Linked DNA regions of Homo sapiens: region 2 is linked to region 1. A link is a contact called in ENCODE Hi-C or POLR2A ChIA-PET data. All regions are on one chromosome and are shown on one strand. Each heading gives the region's core, a stretch centred on a gene start or an enhancer-like site at or near the end of the contact. The rest is flanking DNA. Distances are from core to core; before and after follow the strand shown. Region 1 holds the start of GRIN1 (glutamate ionotropic receptor NMDA type subunit 1). Region 2 holds the start of NPDC1 (neural proliferation, differentiation and control 1).

The links. Hi-C counts contacts between places; a loop is a spot of excess contacts on that map. ChIA-PET counts read pairs that join two places held with the same protein, here RNA polymerase II (POLR2A). Pooled maps may share reads with other maps.
Region 2: a loop to region 1 is called in a pooled map, with 2.3 times the contacts of the local background. The contact joins the promoter of NPDC1 here to the promoter of GRIN1 in region 1. A Hi-C loop is called at or near these places in 7 of 50 pooled maps. POLR2A ChIA-PET finds 5 or more read pairs at or near these places in 4 of 52 experiments (HEK293, RWPE1, SK-N-SH and 1 more).

The regions. Positions count from the first base shown.
Region 1 is chr9:137,137,397-137,141,306 of GRCh38, forward strand. GRIN1 (glutamate ionotropic receptor NMDA type subunit 1) reads left to right here and starts at 1,758. Exons shown (of 20, transcript NM_007327.4): 1 at 1,758-2,348. The coding sequence starts at 2,091. RefSeq lists a silencer at 1,301-1,595.
Region 2 is chr9:137,044,072-137,047,981 of GRCh38, forward strand. It overlaps NPDC1 (neural proliferation, differentiation and control 1), which reads right to left and starts at 2,106. Exons shown (of 9, transcript NM_015392.4): 1 at 1,807-2,106. The coding sequence starts at 1,918. RefSeq lists an enhancer at 2,171-2,840.

The sequences.
Region 1 (3,910 bases), core at 508-3,007:
TGGAGCCAGGGCCTCTGCTGCAGCCTCCAACCCCTTTCTTCCACGCTGATGAGGCGCTGTCTGGGCTCAGGTCTACCCCCACGCAGCTGCCAGGCTCTGGCCTGCCTGAGGCGGATACTTTTTTTTTTCTTTTTTTTGATGGAGTGTTGCTCTGTCGCCCGGGCTGGAGTGCAATGGTGCGATCTTGGCTCACTGCAACATCCGCCTCCCAGATTCAAGCGATTCTCCTGCCTCAGTCTCCCAAGTAGCTGGGATTACAAATGCCTGCCGCCACGCCCGGCTAATTTTTGTATTTTTAGTAGAGACAGGGTTTCACCATGTTGGCCAGGCTGGTCTCGAACTCCTGACCTTAGGTGATCCACCTGCCCTTGCCTCCCAAAGTATTGAGATTACAGGCATGAGCCACTGTGCCCTGCCGAGGTGGAAGTTTGGAGATGGGCCACAAACTCCTGGAGATAGGGCCAGCTCAGTCCCCCTGAGCACCCACACACACCCTCCTGAGAGCCAACAGAAGGAGTGAGGGCCCCGAGGCGGATGACCCGTGTGCCTCAACCCGAACGGGGAGAGGCGGGGTCTGCAGCAGGGTACGGGCAGGTGATCCCCCAAGGAAAGATTTTCCTGTATTGAGAGAGAAGGGGCCAAGAGGAGGAGCTTGTCAAACACCACAGCCCCTCCCCCTCCTCTCAGCTCCAGGGGGTCCCTGGTGCCAGTGTTCGGCTGATGGAGAGAACGGCAAGCGGGAGAGAGAGTGTGACCCCTGTGGGCACATGACTTCCCTTGCTGCACTGCTGCACATAGCAGAGGTGTGGTGACGACCCTGTTTTGTCCCATTGGGGGCGTTTGCTGTTAGGTCTGCAGAATCCTCAGTTGCTATTGGAAATGGTGACATCACTGGCAGGGGCGGAGCTTCAGCCATCCTTCAAGTTAGGGAGGGGCACGCACACTCCAGGGGTGGAGGGGGACAAAGACAGGGTGGTGTGGACCAGAGGGATGGGTAAGGCTCTGGAAAAGGGGGCGCTGGGAGCGCATTGCGAGGGGGCTGGAGAGGGAGAGAGGAGCGGAAGCTGAGGGTGTGAAACGGCTGGCCCCGAACACACCTCGCGGCGCTCCAGTGATTCCTGGTGTCCGACCTCAGCCCCAGTCAGTGCGGGTCCAGTTTCCAGGCTCTCGCGGAAGGCCTGGCTGAGCACATGCGGCAGCCACGGTCACCCTCCCTATTCCTCTTAGCCCGAGGAGGGGGGTCCCAAGTTACATGGCCACGCAGATGGGGCCTCTCCCTCATTTCTGAACCTTGTGGGGAGGGGAACCTTGAAGGGAGCGCCCCCCAGAGCCATGGCTTAGGGCCTCCCCCACCCCTCTGGAGCTCCAGTCTGCAAGAGTCAGGAGCCGAAATATCGCTGACTGTGGGTGACGACTCTTGCGCGCACACACACATACAAGCGGGCACGACGCGTTCGGTCCTATTAAAAGGCACGCAAGGGTGCGGGCTGCACGCGGTGACACGGACCCCTCTAACGTTTCCAAACTGAGCTCCCTGCAGGTCCCCGACAGCACAGGCCCCTGTCCCAGGACCCCTCCAGGCACGCGCTCACACGCACACGCGCGCTCCCCGGCTCACGCGCGCTCCGACACACACGCTCACGCGAACGCAGGCGCACGCTCTGGCGCGGGAGGCGCCCCCTTCGCCTCCGTGTTGGGAAGCGGGGGCGGCGGGAGGGGCAGGAGACGTTGGCCCCGCTCGCGTTTCTGCAGCTGCTGCAGTCGCCGCAGCGTCCGGACCGGAACCAGCGCCGTCCGCGGAGCCGCCGCCGCCGCCGCCGGGCCCTTTCCAAGCCGGGCGCTCGGAGCTGTGCCCGGCCCCGCTTCAGCACCGCGGACAGCGCCGGCCGCGTGGGGCTGAGCCCCGAGCCCCCGCGCACGCTTCAGCGCCCCTTCCCTCGGCCGACGTCCCGGGACCGCCGCTCCGGGGGAGACGTGGCGTCCGCAGCCCGCGGGGCCGGGCGAGCGCAGGACGGCCCGGAAGCCCCGCGGGGGATGCGCCGAGGGCCCCGCGTTCGCGCCGCGCAGAGCCAGGCCCGCGGCCCGAGCCCATGAGCACCATGCGCCTGCTGACGCTCGCCCTGCTGTTCTCCTGCTCCGTCGCCCGTGCCGCGTGCGACCCCAAGATCGTCAACATTGGCGCGGTGCTGAGCACGCGGAAGCACGAGCAGATGTTCCGCGAGGCCGTGAACCAGGCCAACAAGCGGCACGGCTCCTGGAAGATTCAGCTCAATGCCACCTCCGTCACGCACAAGCCCAACGCCATCCAGATGGCTCTGTCGGTGTGCGAGGACCTCATCTCCAGCCAGGTGCCCTCCCCCACCTCCGCCACCCACCTCCCCTCTCCTCCATCCTGCAACCCCACACCCCCAGTTTCATTCCATCCTTTCCGTGCCCCCTTCCTCCCTGTAAGACACCACCCCAGAGTCAGCTGGCTGCTTCCGGGAGGCCTCGTCTCACTAGGAACCAAACACCAGGGTCTGCTGGCTCCCCTATCTTGGCCTGAGACCAGTCACCTGCCACCTTGGCTGGTCCTCAGAGGGCCCCTGGGGCTCCAGGCCCTGACTGGTGTGTGTAGACGTGGGGCTGGAGTGTGTCAGTGTGGGGGTGGGCATTCCGGGTAAGAGAGTAGAAGCGCCTGTCCAGCTACATGCCCGCCCTGCAGAGCTTTAAACAGGACGGGGCCTGGGGCCATCTTTGTTTCTGCTTCCAGGTTCTCCTGCCCTTTCTTTCGTCCCTTCCCCCTACCGATGGGTCCGCCTGGGAAGAGAAATGGCTCAGGTGCCACGGCAGGACGCTTTGTGGGGGTGGGAGTGGGGGTGCACACGCGAGAGGCATCAGGGCATGGGAGCTGTCGGCAGCCAGCGCTGCGGGGGAGGACGTGGCTCCTGGGATTTTGCCTGTCGGAGCTGTCCGCCCCTGGGCCGAGCGCCTGCTGAATTCCAATGAGGCTGCAAGGATCTGCAATGCAGCCCTTTATGTAAGAGGCAAGACAGACATCCAGCCTAGCACCGCTCACACGTGCCTACCTGATGGACACACCACATCTGTGGACACACATGCTCACACTCACACCAAATGTTACATTAGCACACACTCATGCACCTCAGCATCACACAATCAATTTCATATGCTCATCTGCACACATGCAGATCCATTGACACCTGCTCATGTGCCACACACGGCTTGGCATGCATTCCCAGAGGCACGTGCAAACATGCACATTTACACACATGGTTCCAGTCATTCACACGCATGTACACGAACAGACATGCCAGGGCATGTGATGCACATAACCATACCCTAGCACACGCGTGAACACCTGCATGGTCACACACGGACCTACGGGTCTTTGCCAAGCACCTCTGGGTGCAGGCTGGAAGCAAGAGCTGGGGGAGGGAGAACCACTTCAAACAGCTGCAGCTGCAGGGCCCACACCAGAGTTTTCTCAGAAATCCTCCCTCCCCACTTCACAAGCCACCCCCGTGCCCCAGCCCAGGACACCATGGGATGGGACTGGGGGGATGCATCTGTAGCCAGTGGCTGCAGTCACATATTCCATCTGGGACTGGGGAGGGACACGGAAGGTGGACTCAGGAAATCCAGGAGGGGCCATTCCTGGGGAATTGCTTCAACTCACGCCCATGTTGCTGTCTGTCTGTGGGCATGGCCTCTGCAGCAAAGGCAATGCCTGCAGCTACCACTCACGGAACACACCCCCGGCCAGGTACTGTCCTGCCACGTGGGGCCATGCAGTGCACGCCCCCATTCGCCAAAGCTCTAAGAGGCACAGGCAGACTTGGGGACAGACGCAGGTCCTTGCTGTGTGAAGGTGGTGTGGACCACCAGCTGCCTGCCTCCCTGCCTTGGG
Region 2 (3,910 bases), core at 856-3,355, 93 kb before region 1:
GCCCAGCCCCACACTGCACACTGCAGGCAGGGCCACGGGGGCCACACGGGGCATCATCCTTCTCCAGACCTTGGTTGGCTGGTTTGGTTTCCTTGGTAACCTGACACTCAGGGCCCTCAGGCTGTCCGCCTTCCTTCAAGGCAGTTCCAGCAGCCGCAGTGGCAGGTGGGCACAGGAGCCAACGCCAGGCACCGCACACCCTCCACAACCTGGGGCAGCAGCCTCCAGTATCAGTGGGCCGGGACTTGGGCACGTTAAACATTAAACCTGTGCCAGCAGGTCCACCTGGGCCCACCCGCCAACTTGGCACCTGGGGAGTGAGGCAGTCCCCGCTCCTGTGCTGATACCCCACCGTCCACCACGCCAAAGGCAGGGGCCTGAGGTACAAAGCTGGCTCTAGGGTCTGGGTTCCAGGCCCCTCCTAGCCCTTTTCCCCAGCCCAGGAGCCTCCATCCCCCACTTCCTCCTCCTGAAAAGAGGTCGCAGGAACAAGAGCAGCTGGACGGTGGCTGGCACACCCCCCTCCACCCGCCAACGTCTGGGCTGCCTGAGGGCCCTCCCTTCCAAGCACTGGGCACTGGGAATGGGAGGAGTTGCCTAGGGAGGGCCCTGCCAGGTCTCCCGGTGAGGCAGACACGAAGCTGCAGAGGCCGGTGAACTGAGGACTGGCACCTGCCACCCACCCGGGCTCAGCACAGCAGCTGCAGCCCCGTTTCCTGAATAGGTGGCCTCCGCCTTTCCTGGCTGAGCACACTCTGATTCTCGGAAGCCTCTCCTGTTCATGCCCACCTCCCATCCAGGGGCACTGAGCCCAGGAGGAAGCCGGCCTCACTCTGGCCCCTTGAGGCCACACACACAGAACCAGGCTGCCCAGGACAGCGCCTCAGCTGTGCCACAATCCACTTAACTTCTCCATGCCTCGGATTCCTTGCCTGTAAAACGGGCTCACAGCACCTCTTCTGCAGGGCTGCCAGGAGTACTGTACGAATGCAGTCGCAAAGTCTCCCAGTTCAGTCCCCCCAGAAAAACGTCAGCTTTGCATCCTGGGTTCCTGCAGGGAGCTCTGCTCTCTGGACCCTCAGGACCCATCTGTGCAGGTGAGAGGGTGTCCCAGGACCCTGGGCTTATCACCCTCCTCCGGAGTCCACCTGCAGCCCTCAGTCCCAAAGACAGAATGCCAGTGCCCTCGAGGGCAGGGGATGCAGGCGGAGGCTCTGAGGCTGCAACAGTCTCCCTCCTATTGAAGCTAGAACAGCACCCCGAGCCTGCGCCATAAGTGCCCCCAGAACTTCAGCGCCCACCATGGCGCACAAGGCCGGTGCCCAGCGCCACCCAAGGCGTGAGGACAGGCAGAGCAGCACTGAGGCCCCGACCCCGGGACGCGCACCGGCAGCGAAGCCGGCGGGCACTCAGGGCCAGCCCCACACCCGCAGGAGCCCCGAACACGGAGACACAGAGACGCACACAGGCAGACTCCCGGCGGGCCCGCCCAGAGCCAGATGGCCGCGGCGCGGAGGCCTGAGCCAGACGCGCTCCCGGCGGAAGAAGCCATGAATGTAAGGTACGCCTCTGGGAACCGGCAGAAGCCCCATCCGGCGCGGCCTTTTGGAGGCTCCGCGCTGCGCCCTCCGGCCAGGCCTGTTTATTCCATCGTGGGCGAGGCGGGGCCCCCGCCACCAGCGGACCAGGCCTGCAGGGCCTGCGGGCCTGGGCAGGACGAGGGCGGCGGCGCCCGGCAACCCGGTCCCCGCCCGGCGATCCCGGCCCCGGGGCGCCCCGCGGCCTGCGCCCAGCGCGCTCGCTCACCCGGGTGGCCGGCGGCGGCTCCACGCAGGGCGGCGCCGAGGACGAGGCCGGAGAGCAGCAGCCGCAGCAGCCGCAGGTGCCGCGGGGAGGGCGGAGGCAGCGGCGTCGCCATCCTTCAGCGCCGCCGCCGGGGCAGCATGGCACCGCGAGGCCAGGGGCTCGGCGCGGGCTCCGGGCTCCGCGTCGGGAGCAGCGGAGGCAGCGGGGGAGGACGCAGGAGGAAGAAGAGGCGGATGCCAAGGAGGAGGAGGAGGAAGAGGAAAGGCACGGGCGGCGGCGCTGACGCTGCAGCAAGGATCCGGGATGGAGGCGCCGGCGAGGCGCGCACGCGGAGACTGCGCCTGCGCGCTCCACCTGAGGGGGCGGGAGGGCGGCTCCAGACTGCGCCCCCTCCCCCTGCTCCAGTTCTGGTCCCCTCTCCGGGCCTCGCTGGACCTCTCTCGGCCTCAGGGTGTCTCGGCACCTGCGGTCTCTGGGGCCGGTGCGGTTCCCAGAAGTCCGGCTGGGTTTGGGCCGCGGGTGGGCTTCTCCAGGATGCGCTCCCTTCTGGCCTCTTCCCGGTAGGACTCCGAGCCCCTCACCCGCACCCGCGATGGGGCAGAGGACCTGTGTGGGCCTAGCCTCGCGAGCGCACAGAGACACAGGAGCGCCGGGCGCACGCAGACAGGTGCTCACGAGCTGGGCAGGTGCACAGGAAGGCACAGGTGTGCCCACAGAGGCAGGGGCACCCCCACTCGCGGGAAAAGCAAATACAGGAACACAGAACGGCCCCGGCCCCGACTGCAGCTTTGGCTGGAGCCGCGGCGGCCGCGCTCAGTGAGGCCACCAGGGGGCAAGAGTGATCCGGAGCCACTGAGGACCGGAGCTGGGAGCTGTCCAAGGTGTTCAGGGTCCCCAGGTGACAGCCCTTTAGCTCCCTCAGGACAATGGGCATCTTTTTTTTTTTTTTTCTTTGAGACAGCGTCTCTGTCGCCTAGCCTGGAGTGCAGTGGTGCCATTTCGGCCCACTGCAACCTCCACCTCTCGGGTTCAAGTGATTCTCGTGCCTCTGCCTCCTGAGTAGCTGGGATTACAGGCGCGTGCCACCATGCTGGGCTAATTTTTGTATTCTTAGTACAGACGGGGTTTCACCATGTTGCCTCAGCTGGTCTTGAACTCCTGACCTCAGGTGATACGCCAGCCTCAGCCTCCCAAAGTGCTGGGATTACAGGCGTGAGCCACTGTGCCCAGCTGACAACGGGCATCTCTGATGCCCCCCTTGCACCTCACCTGTTGCCTCCCAAGAGCACGCCCACCCCATCCCACTAGAAACCTCCTTTGACTAGTCATTCAGAGAACAAGAGTGAGACCTCCAACCCGGGGTGTCCCCTTGGTCCTTCCAGTCTCAGAACTCCAAAGCTGGGGCTGGCTGCCCTCAGGTTTATCAAATGACTTTAAAAAAAAATGGTGAAGAGGGGAGGGAAGAGCAGAATAAGAACCACCACCCTCCTCGCCAGGGCACTGAGCATAGAGACAGTGTCTAAGCTCACTTCCCAGGAAGGTGAGGAGGCGAGTGGGCAAGACCAGGCCTTCCCATCCTGGAGAAAACTGGCTTGGGGAGGGGCTGCAGGGCCTGGCTGGGGCTGCAGGATGCCTTTTGGAGGTGCAGGACACTCAGTCCCAGGTGAGAAGGGCAAGGTGCCCTGTGCCATTGCATGGCTCAGCTCCACAGCCAGGTTCTGTGCAAGATTCCTGCCTATGGGTCCTGGTCCTGATCTCATCTCCCACCCCTGTGCCACCTCCTGATGTGGGCCTGCCCTCCCGCCAGTCTCTACCAGCACTGACTGCCCCCTAGGAAGCCGCCTGGCTGGCTGCCACCCACTCTCCGCCACCTCCCTGACCTCTACCCTCACCCCCAGGCTCACTGTACCAGGACCCAACCTTCAGTCTGGCCTTGGTCACCAACGCAGATCTGGATGTGATGGTTTTGGGGAACTCTGCTGGCCAGAGAAGACTCAAGGGCCCAGGAACATTCCCTCGGGCCAGCCATCCTGCAGCTACTCTAGGCTGCCACGGCACACCAGGGCAGCAGCCAGTGCCCCAGGCCTGGCTCCAGAGCAGAAGG